Regions from separate parts of the Homo sapiens genome. Here region 2 is linked to region 1. A link is a contact called in ENCODE Hi-C or POLR2A ChIA-PET data. All regions are on one chromosome and are shown on one strand. Each heading gives the region's core, a stretch centred on a gene start or an enhancer-like site at or near the end of the contact. The rest is flanking DNA. Distances are from core to core; before and after follow the strand shown.

Region 1 (5,506 bases), core at 2,881-5,380:
TCCTCTGTCTCATAGATATTTGGTTGTTTCCAGTTTGGGGTGTAAATTCAAAATAAAATCCTAAGGGTCCACTAAATGAACACCCTTCTTGGCAAAGGGAACCCCAGAAAAACTTTAAAAACTTTGTTTCCAGCCATGATGAGACAGGAGGTCAGGCACACCACATTACACTCCCTTCCTTCCTTTTGTGGTTTAGATACAAGAAAAGATCAGCATCAATGCTAAAATAGAGGGCTGAGTATGGTGACTCACACCTGTAATCCCAGTCCCCTGGGAGACTGAGGAAGGCAGATCACTTGAGGCCAGAAGTTCGAGACCAGCCTGGGCAACATGGTGAAACTCTGTCTCTACAAAATAAAATAAAATAAAATAAAATAATTAGCCAGGCACGGTGGTGCGTGTCTGTGGTCCCAGCTACTGGGGAGGCTGAGGTGAGAGGATCGCTTGAGCCCAGGAAGCAGAGGCTGCAGTGAGTCATGATCTTTCCACTGCACTCCAGCATGGGTAATAGAGTGAGACTCTGTCTCAAAAAAAAAAAAAAAAGAGAGAGAGATTATAAGACTGACAGAACAGACTTTTTGTGGCAATAAGATACCAAATTATAAACACAGCCTAAGGCCATGTCAGGCAAGGGTTAAGTCAGGTGCCCCTACTCTTAAGGAATAAACTATGTTCTAATTATGTTACAAGATTTTTCTTTTTCTCTAGCAGCGAAACAAGCACTGGCCTCAGAAGAAGCAATATTAAAACAGTTACAACTCATCTAGCACACAGACACCCAACTGACACCCTGTTCCTCCAGTCATAACAACAACTACAGCTTTGATTGAACAAGAGACTGAGTTTGGTAACTTTCTCCTAATAAAAAGATCACTGACTATGGACTGCTTCTGGTGGGGTTACGAAACCGCAACCTCATGTGCCTGCATTTCCTGAAAAGACATTTTGATGTGTAGGTTCTAATTGTAATACATTGATTGATTGATTGATCAATTGATTGATTGAGATAGGGTCTTACTCTGTTGCCCAGGCTGGAGTGCAGTGGCACGATCACAACTCACTGCAACCTCTGCCTCCTGGGCTCAAGCAATCCTCCCACCTCAGCCTCCCAAGTAGCTGGGACTACAGGTGCACGCAACTGCGCCCGGCTACTTTTTGTATTTTTTGTAGAGACAGGGGTTTCGCCATGTTGCCCAAGCTGGTCTCAAACTCCTGGGCTCAAGCGATCCACCCACCTTGGACTCCAAAAGTGCTAGTATTATAGGCATGAGCCACCATGGCTGGCCTAATTGTAATACATTTAAATGTTAAGTCTCCACCCCAAAGTGAACATGGGTTGTATGTTACATGCACATTTGTTCATACACATGTGTTGGGGCCACCTTCATAAATATTCATAGCTTCTCCTGTAACCTGCTGGATATATCATTCAGCCAACCCCTTCAGCACAAAGCTCCTAACCCAACCCCTCCTCCTTCAAAGTGCCCGTCTCTGTTCTTGGTAGGAGGCATACTTCCCAGGCCATGGACTGGTCACCTTGTGGGCTATAACCCCTTATAAGAAATAAGATTTCTTCTCCTCTCTGAATTTACACATTTGTGATTTTTTTTTTTTTTTTTTTTTTAGTTAACAGGGGCTATGAACATTCTTACAGAAGCCTTTTGATTGATGTGTGTTTTCATTTATCTTGGGTATATATATAGGCGTGGGCATGATAGATATTAGGATAGCCATCTTTAACTTCAGTGGATGCTGGAGCAAGTTTCTGAATTTCAACTCTGAAGTGGGGATGATAATAACAGCACCTGCCTTACAGGGCTGTTTCGAGATTCAAAGAGAAAATCTGGGTAAGGCAGGGTGCGGTGGCTCACGCCTATAATCCCACCACTTTGGGAGGCCAAGGTGGGCAGATCACCTGAGGTCAGGAGTTCAAGACCAGCCTGGCCAACATGGTGAAACCCTGTCTCTACTAAAAATAGAAAAACAATGAGCCAGGTGAGGTGGTATGTGCCTGTAAACCCAGCCACTCGGGAGTCTGAGGCAGGAGAATTGCTTGAATCTGGGAGGCAGATGTTGCAGTGAGTTGAGATGGCACCACTGCACTCCAGCCTGGGCGACAGAGTGAGACTCTGTCTCAGAAAAAAATAAAAAAGAAAAAAAGAAAATCCAGGTATTTAGAATTGGTACACCGCAATTTACAAAACGTAAATTATTGCTGTGATGGCAGTGGGGAGCATGAAGATATTGGACTAACTTTTATGAATGTTCAAGTGCTCCCATGATGAATTAAACACACAGGGAACTTTATAAGGGCCATATGTTATATAAGTGATACATGACTATTGTATTAAAATTCAAACTAGTTAGATATAAAGTAAAAAGTGGGTTTCACCCTATCCATTTTTTATTATTGAAGAAAAAAAAATATGTCATAGCGTGGTGGCTTATGCCTGTAATCCCAACCCTTTGGGAGGTCGGGGTGGGATGATTGCTTGAGGCCAGGAGTTTGAGACCAGCTTGGGCAAAATAGCAAGACCCTGTCTTTACAAAAAGTAAGTAATTTGGCTGGGTGTTATGGCATGCATCTGTAGTCCTGGCTAGGCTGAAGCAGAAGGATTGCTTGAGCGCAGGAGTTCAAGGCGCCACTGCACTCTGGCCTGGGTGACAGAGTGAGATCCTCTCTCTCTCTCTCTCTCTTTTTTTTTTTTTTTTTTTTGTTTTTTGAGACTGGGTCTCACTCTGTCACCCAGGCTAGAGTGCAGTGGCTTGATCTTGGTTCACTGCAAGCTCCGCCTCCCAGTTCAAGTGATTCTCTTGCCTCAGCCTCCCGAGTAGCTGAGATTACGGACATGTGCCACCACGGCCGGCTAATTTTTGTATTTTTAGTAGAGATAGGGTTTCACCAACATGTTAGCCAGGCTGGTCTCAAACGCCTAACCTCAAGTGATCCATCCACCTCGGCCTCCCAAAGTGCTGCGATTACAGGCAAGAGCCACTGCGCCTGGCCTGACCCTGTCTGTTATCTTTTCTTTTTCTTTTTTTTTGTTTTCTTTTTTTTTTTTAGACAGAGTATCGCTCTGTAGCCCAGGCTGGAGTGTGCAGTGGTGCCATCTTGGCTCACTGCTACCTCCACCCACCAGGTTCAAGCAATTCTCCTGCCTCAGCCTCCTGTGTAGCCAGGATTACAGGCACACCCCACCACTCCTGGCTGATTTTTTGTAATTTTAGTAGAGACGGGGTTTCGCCATGTTGGCCAGGCTGGTCTCGAACTCCTGACCTCAGGTGATCCACCCACCATGGCCTCCCAAAGTGTCAGAATTACAGGTGTGAGGCACTGTGCCCAGCCGACCCTCTTTTAAAAAAGGAAAAAATACTATGCAGTGAGTATTTTGCATGCATTTTCTTATTTCATCTTCGTCTTTTTATTTGATGATACTAAAGGCAGGTGTTAGAGGCTGGATTGCTAAAGCTGACCCAAAGAATGCCTCCCTCAGGGCTGGTTGGTCCCTCTCTCTCAGGCCTCAGTCTTCCCATCTGTACAGTGAGGTGCCTGCAGATCTCTGGGCTCTAAAAATCACAGCTCCATGTTTATCCCTGGCAGAGGAAGGGCCTGGAGTCCTGCTGCTTGCGTCTCTGGGATACGGGAGCAAAGAGCCACGCATCCTCATGGCCCACACAGGCGTCACCTCCAGTCTCTCCTTGGCCTCATCTCCCCAGCGTCCTGGAATGGCATCGGGCTGGCCCAGGGAGCCCCTGTCCTGTGCCTCTCCTTTCCCCTCAGGGGCTGCCAGGCTGACCACCCCCACCGCAGGCCAGGCCTACAGTGCCCCATGGAACGTCCTGACCCTCCCCCAGGGTGGCAGCAGGAAGAAGGAAGAAAGGGGATCCTCTCCAGCTGGCCAGAGAGACAGACCTTCTTGTGCTCATCAACCCTCCAAGAATGCCTGCCCTCCCTCCTTCCCCCAAGGCCTGTCCACAGGGGCTTGAGATCAGCCAGAAAAGTCAGGCAACTTTTCAGGGACTGGGAGCGAGGTCTCCCGGCCGGGCCTGGGTCCAGTCTCTGTGGGCAGTGCAGTGCCGAGCCCCACCCCTCAAGCCGTGCCCTGTCCATAGCTCCAGACTTTGACCCTGCACTCCAGTCCGGGCTGGCGGACAGAGGGCTGGAAACAAGACGCTCCAGAATCAGGAGCTTCCCCTCAGGAAATAGCATCCTGTGTCCCCGCACTGCAGTTGTCTGGTCTCTCCAGCAGTTTGGTACTTCCGGTGAGTGGCAGATGCACCTTTGAGCTGGGGACAGGGGTTGGGAGAGGGGAGAGGCAAAGGATTTCATGTCCTCCCAATGTCAAAGACAGGGCTCAACATTACAGCCTAAGGCAGGTGACAGGAAAGGAGAGATCCAGCCTCTCAAACATCCAGCAGAGAGACCATAGGTAAGTGATTTTTCCCTCCCCAAGCCTCAGTTTCTTCACCTGGAACATGGGGATCATAACTCCCCTCTTACAGCGTGAGTCTGAGTGTTAAAAGAGGTGGTGCATGTAAAGTGCTTAGAGCAGATCTAGGCACATAGCAAGTACTCAAATGGTAGTTATTATTATTTTTGGTGGGGGAGTTGGTAGGCTGGTTCTCAAACTTTTATAGCTTCTGTTCCATTTCAAGGATAAACTCTGCAAATAACTTCATGAGAAGTAGCCGTGTGGTGCAACCAGGGAGAACTAATTATGTTCATTCAAATGCCTCATCTCTGGCTTACTGATTTTTTTTTTTAAAAAGAAGTCTTTCATATTCTTTGCTATGGGCACATAGCAATCAAAGGCATCAGCTGTCTCAGATTGCCTTCTAGGGGACAAGGGAGGTCCTAGGCAGATAAATGCAAGACTGAAAGACAAGCAGAAAGCATCAAGTGGCAACTGCATGCCAACTGCCTAAATATTTTTTTGGAGCAGTGCAGAAAGCGCCGATAGAACTGGGTCTAGGTCCGAATGCTGTCCCATACTGACTGCGTAACCTTGGGTGGGTGACTTCTCCTCCCTAAACCTCAGTCCCAGCCTCCAGAATGAGGGCGGTAACCTTCCCTACTTCCTAGAGCAGTTGAGAGGATTGAGAGGATTATGTCGGTACTGCATCTACAGGTGTCTGGCAAGTGGCAGAGACCAAAATACATTGGTTCCCTTCCTGCTCCACACTTACACAGACATTCTAATCACACACACACACACACACACACACACACACACACAAATATAATAATCCCAGCTGTTTGCATCTTCTGGGATACATACTCCAAGCTTGCTGGGTTGAAGTAATGATGTAAAACAGAGGAGAACGGCAACACTAATAAAAACATCAGCAACAACACGAAAATGTCCAACCGAATAACTGAGCTGGGTGCGTTTAAGTCCAAAAGCTCATTACCTACACGCATGAATGATTTTACCTAAGGCTGGATCTGCCACATCTGACAATCTGTCTCTGGCTTGTCATGAGGACCTCATGCATTTATTTTGTA
Region 2 (5,839 bases), core at 740-3,239, 34 kb after region 1:
TTTGGCCGGGTGACTCTGGGTGGTGTCTGATTGGTTGCTGGCATTACCAGACCCTCCTAATATGGGTAGTCTTCCCATGTAGATCCACAGGTTATGAACAAAGCTTTCACCACATATACAGAGAACCCCCTAGAGCAAACATCTCCCCATCCCTGGGTGGACCTCAATGAAGATGAGCAAACTGAGTCAAGACACAAAACCCTGTTGGTCCAGGTCATACTCTTGGGTGAGTTCTTGATGTCGGCAGTGACAATCAGTGCCCCAGTTGGGGCCTGCCAGCCCCCCAAGCTCTGCAGCCTCAAAGACCAGCTCAGTCCCCCATCGGTCACTATTCCTGAGAGCCAGAGTTCGACCTGGTAACACCTGCACCGTGCATTCCTCGGCCGACCATCTCCTGGCCCCACTCCCGGTGGCTGGACTCCTGCAGTCCTCGGCCTTTGGTCTCAATGGGCAAAAAGCAGGAGGCCAGGGCAGCCAGGAGGCAGCAGCCACTGTAAACTGCCAGAGTCAGGTACACAGAGGATTCCAGCATCACCTAGGGGAAGGAGACACGGGTCGGTGAAAGCATCCCTTCTGAAGCACAGACATCGCCAACCATCAAATAGTATTAGTAACATCAGGCCCTCTCGTGATATCTGCTTGCTAAAAAGGATCTGGTGATTCCCTCCTCTCCCCCTTTGTCCCTCTCTCTCCTTGTGACACGCCTGCCCCTCCTTTGCCTTCCTCCATGAGTAAAAGCTTCCTGAGGCCTCACCAGAAGCCAAGCAGATGCTGGTGCCATGCTTGTACAGCCTGCAGAATCGTGAGTCAAATAAATCTCTTCTTTATAAATTACCTGATCTCAAGTATTCTTTTTTTTGTTTTTTGTTTTTTTTGTTTTTTTGAGATGAGTTTCATTCTTGTTGCCCAGACTGGAGTGCAATGGCGCAATCTTGGCTCACCGCAACCTCCGCCTTCAGGGTTCAAGCGATTCTCCTCCCAAGTAGCTGGGATTACAGGCTTCTGCCACCACGCCCGGCTAATTTTGTATTTTTAGTAGAGATGGGGTTTCTCCATGTTGGTCAGGCTGGTCTCGAACTCCTGACCTCAGGTGATCCACCCACCTTGGCCTCCCAAAGTGCTGGGATTGCAGGCATGAGCCAACACGCCCAGCCAGGTATTCCTTGAAATCAACACAAAACGGACCAACACAGATGCCATGCCACAGCCCTATGAGCTAAGTACTTCATCCCCATTTTACAAAGGAGAAAACTGAGGCTCAAAGAGGATAAGTGGTTCCTACCCAAGTTCATACAGATAATAAGGATGGGGCTGGGATTTGAACTTGGGTCTGCTAAGCTTGAGTCTGGGCTCCTTATAACTCTTCTCTCCTCTGGAACAGTGCAGTGCCTGTGCCAACTTCCTAGCTTTTGGCACATGGCAAACAACACGGCAGAGCTGAGTCCCATTTTCTTTTCTTTTGAGATGTAGTCTCGCTCTGTCTCCAGGCTGGAGTGCAGTGGTGCAATCTTGGCTCACTGCAACCTCTGCCTCCCGGGTTCAAGCAATTTTTCTGCCTCAGCCTTTTGAGTAGCTGGGACTACAGGCATATGCCACCATGCCTGGCTAATTCTTTTGTATTTTTAAGAGAGATGGAGTCTCACCAAATTGACCAGGCTGGACTTGAACACCTGACCTCAAGTAATCTGCCCACCTCAGCCTCCCAAAGTGCTGGGATTACAGCTGTGAGCCACCATGCCCAGCCCATTTCTTCATTTGCCAAATGGGCATAGAGTGGTGTCACTTCCTAATGGGAAGAACCTGGCAGCACCTGGCACCGTGGAGGCACATGGTGAGCTCTCAACCAGCATCAGTTAGGAGTGCCACACAACGGCTAAAATCAAAGTAGAATAGAAACACTTGGCTAAACACGTCTTTAAATTCCATTTCTCTGCAATATTCAGACTTGGCAAATCTACAGAAAGCAGATGGGTGGTTGCCAGGAGCCTAGAGGAAGTGGGCAATGAGGAGTGACTGCTTAGTGGATCCAGGGGTTTATTTTGGGGTGATGAGAATGTTTTGGAACTAGATAGAAGCAGTGGTTGCCCAACGCTGTGAATGTGCTGAATGCCACTGAATTGTTCCCTTTAAGATGGTTAATTTTGTTATGTGACGTTTACCTCAATAAAAAAGTGATTCAAACAGAAAAAAACCTGGATTTTCAAAAAGCAAAAAGACTTACTAAGATCCCTAGATACAAATGCTTCATGACACACGAAGAGTTGCAAAATTCTGCAATGACGTCTAATTATCTAATTCAAAAAGCAGGAACTGGCATATTTATTTGTTTTCCACTAAATTTTGTCGGCATACTTGTTTTCTTTCCTTTTTTTTTCTTTTTGAGACAAGGTCTCACTCTATCGCCCAGGCCGGAGTGTAGTGGAGCAATTTTGGCTCATTGCAAACTCTGCCTCCTGGGTTCAAGCAATTTTTGTGCCTCAGCCAGAATTACAGGCACCTGCCACCACACCTAGTTAATTTTTGTATTTTTAGTAGAGATGGGGGTTTCACCATGTTGGCCAGGCTGGTCTCGAACTCCTGACCTGAAGTGATCTGCCCGCCTCAGCCTCCTAAAGGGCTGGGATTACAGGCGTGAGACACAGCACCTGACCCTTCTTTCCTTTTGTTAAAAAAAAAAAAATTTTTTTGGCCAGGCACAGTGGCTCATGCCTGTAATCCCAGCACTTTGGAGGCCGAGGCAGGCAGATCACAAGGTCAAGAGATCGAGACCATCCTGGCCAACGTGGTGAAACCTTGTCTCTACTAAAAATACAGAAATTAGCCAGGCGTGGTGGTGCACGCCTGTAATCCCAGCTACTCGGGAGGCTGAGGCAGGAGAATCGCTTGAACCTGGGAGGCGGAGGTCACAGTGAGCTGAGATCACACCACTGCACTCCAGCCTGGGTGACAAAGCGAGACTCCATCCCAAAAAAAAAAAAAAAAAATCAACTTTTATCATAGATTAAGGGGTCCACTGCAGGTTTGTTACACAGATATATTGCATGATGCTGAAGTTTGGGGGTACAAATGACCCCATCCCCAGGTAGTGAGCCCAGTACCCAATAGGTGGAATTTTCAGCCCATGACTCCCACCCTTCCTTCCCAGTCGAGTGGTCCCCAGTGTCCATTACTCCTATTTTTATGTCTATGTGTATTCAATGTCTAGCTCCCAGAGAACATGCAGTATTTGGTTTTCTGTTCTTGCATTAATTCACTCACAATTGCCCACTTGTTTTCATCCACATTGTTTTTAAGCAAAACATATGGCAGCCCAAGGATTTTCTTCACAGGGAAGACCTGGGTTTGACTCCTGGATTGGCTACTTTCCAGCTGCATGACCTTGAGCATGTCATTTTAGCCCCTGAGCCTCTGTTTTCTCATCTGCAGGCAATATTTCTTCTGTCCTCGGGTGTGTTGTTATGATAAAATGAGCGAATGCAACCCGAGGGCTCTGGGGACAGTCGGCATGTAGTAACTGCTTGCCATGCATGGGGTTTTGTCACCCCCCATCCCTCTGTATTTGGGGGCAGCACCTACCTGGGCGATGAACGGAGTGATGAGAGCACCCACTCTTGCCATGCCGCTGCAGGTGCCCAGGCCGAGGGCCCGCGTTGCCGTGGGGTAGACCTGAAACACAGCAGCCGGATATAGGCATGGGGACATGCAGGTTCCTCCCACCACTCCAGCTCCAAGCTGATAGGACCAACCTCAGGGGCAGGCCGGAAGTCAGGGCAAATCCCTCCAGTGCTGGTGACGCCCTTAAGGGACAGGGATCCTCACCCCAAAGGGCATGGGAGGCTCAACTCAGACCTAGGGCAAGAGGCTGAGCTGCGGGTGGGAACCCAGTAAAGGGGTCCACTCTGTCCTGGGGGGGGCTCCCCAAAGACTCCTCCACCAGGAACTGCCACAAGTTCACAACTCAGGGGTTGCTCTCTACCTTCTTCTCATGCGTTCACCTTGAAGCCTGGGTCACAGGTTTTCAAGGGACTTCATAAAGAGAGAGATGGAAATGTTTACAGTCTCTCAGTTTGTACCCAGTAGGGGCCACGTGCTTTGTTAAGTGGCAAAGTGAGAAGGGATTGTGCATCTTCCAGCCCAAGGTAATTAAGAAGGGTATGTTTTCTCCTCTCCCTTCCCATGTCTGCTGGCTGCGAGAAGGACTCCATGGCCCTAAGCCAGAGGGCTTCTCAGCCTGGGCACTGTGGATGTTTTGGGATGGCTCATTCTTTGTCATGGGGGTGGGGGTTGCTGTGCGTTGTAGGATGTTTGGCAGCATCCCTGGCCTCTACCCACGAGATTCCAGCAGCCCTTCTGCCTCCCCATGCCACCTTATGACAATCCAAAATATTCCCAGGCATTGCCAAATGTCCCCTGGGGCAAGATCCCTGGATAAGAAAGGCACACGATGCGAGGAGCCTGGGTTCCCAAATCACTGGAGGAGGAAAGCTGTCCCCCAACCTAGAACACCCATATTGGACTCTTTTATTTTATAGTATTTTATTTACTTATTTATTTGAGACAGGGTCTCACTCTGTCATTCAGGCTGGAGTGCAGTGGCACAATCATGGCTCACTGCAGCCTCGACCTCCCCGGGTTCAAGTGATCCTCCCACCTCAGCCCCACCCCGAGTAGCTGGGACAACAGGCATGTGCCACCACTCCCAGCTAATTTTTGTATGTTTTTTAGGGATGAGGTTTCACCATGTTACCCAGGTTGGTCTTGAACTCCTGAGCTCAAGCGATCCACCTGCCTCGGCCTCCCGAAGTGCTGGGTTTACAGGCGTGAACCACTGTGCCTGGCCTGGGCTCTTTTATAAGTGAGAAGCTGCTCTCGTATCAAAACCCTCCACTCTGGGGGTTCCCTGTTACATTAGCTAACATGTTTTAACAAATGCAATGCTCAGTGTAGAAAGCTTGCAAAGAATAAAAACTTAAAGAGGAAAATATAAAACTCATTCAGGATCTCAACACTCGAGATTTGTCACATTTTTATGTATATTCCTCTAGCCTTTTCTGGATTATATATTGCACATATATCTTCATTCACTTACTTATTCAGCACATACTTCTTCAGTGCATACCATATGCATTTCTACATGATATTTCAATTTACTCAATTACATAAACAATATAGAAATATATCCTCCTTGTAAAAAATCAAAATGCCTAAATTCTCTCCTGATCTACTTCCACTGCCAGGAAAATTCTCCTCATAGGGCCCTACTATCAGGGATATCTTTGGAATGTATCTTCCCAGATATGTTCAAAAATATACACATGGAAAATAGAAAGTAAAATACATAAATGGTATCATATCATACATATTCTGCAATCTGCCTTTTCCATTCAGTAGTATGTCTTAAAATCTTGTCCACATCAATACATAGACATCCACCTCATTCTTTTTTTTTTTTTTGAGATAGGGTTTTGCTCCATTGCCCAGGCTGGAGTACAGTGGCATGACCATGGCTCACTGCAGCCTTCAACTCCTAGGCTCAAGTGATCCTCCCACCTCAGCCTTCTGAGTAGCTGGAACTACAGGTGTGCGCCACCACAGCCTGGCTCATTTTTATTTTATTTTTTTAGAGAGAGGGTCTTGCTATGTTGCTCAGGCTGGTCTCAAACATCCGGGCTCAAGTGATCCTCCTGCCTCGGCCTCCCAAAGTGTTGGGATTATAGGCATGAGCTACCGCGCCCACCACCTCATTCTTTTTAATGGTTTCTGGAAGCAGAGCATCCCCCACAGCCACTCTCCCCCCACTGCCCGTTCCCCAGCAGCTCCCAGACACCCCTCCTACCTC

What was found. Hi-C counts contacts between places; a loop is a spot of excess contacts on that map. ChIA-PET counts read pairs that join two places held with the same protein, here RNA polymerase II (POLR2A). Pooled maps may share reads with other maps.
Region 2: a map of CD14-positive monocyte shows a loop between it and region 1 (1.9-fold over the local background). The contact joins the enhancer-like site here to the promoter of DAO in region 1. A Hi-C loop is called at or near these places in 3 of 168 maps with a recorded cell type or tissue (CD14-positive monocyte, mesothelial cell of epicardium and posterior vena cava) and 1 of 50 pooled maps. POLR2A ChIA-PET finds 5 or more read pairs at or near these places in 1 of 52 experiments (H1).

Annotation. Positions count from the first base shown.
Region 1 is chr12:108,875,962-108,881,467 of GRCh38, forward strand. It overlaps DAO (D-amino acid oxidase), which reads left to right and starts at 4,131. Exons shown (of 11, transcript NM_001917.5): 1 at 4,131-4,263. RefSeq lists an enhancer at 3,891-4,508.
Region 2 is chr12:108,912,207-108,918,045 of GRCh38, forward strand. SVOP (SV2 related protein) reads right to left here. Exons shown (of 16, transcript NM_018711.5): 14 at 5,837-5,839; 15 at 3,577-3,666; 16 at 1-535. The coding sequence ends at 329. Among named protein-coding and RNA genes, the nearest start is that of DAO, 35 kb to the left of the region's middle. Within about 2 kb of position 1,990, at least 6 of the 41 ENCODE cell types and tissues checked have a DNase peak (open chromatin) inside an H3K27ac peak, as active enhancers do; they include CD14-positive monocyte, where a contact is called at or near this core.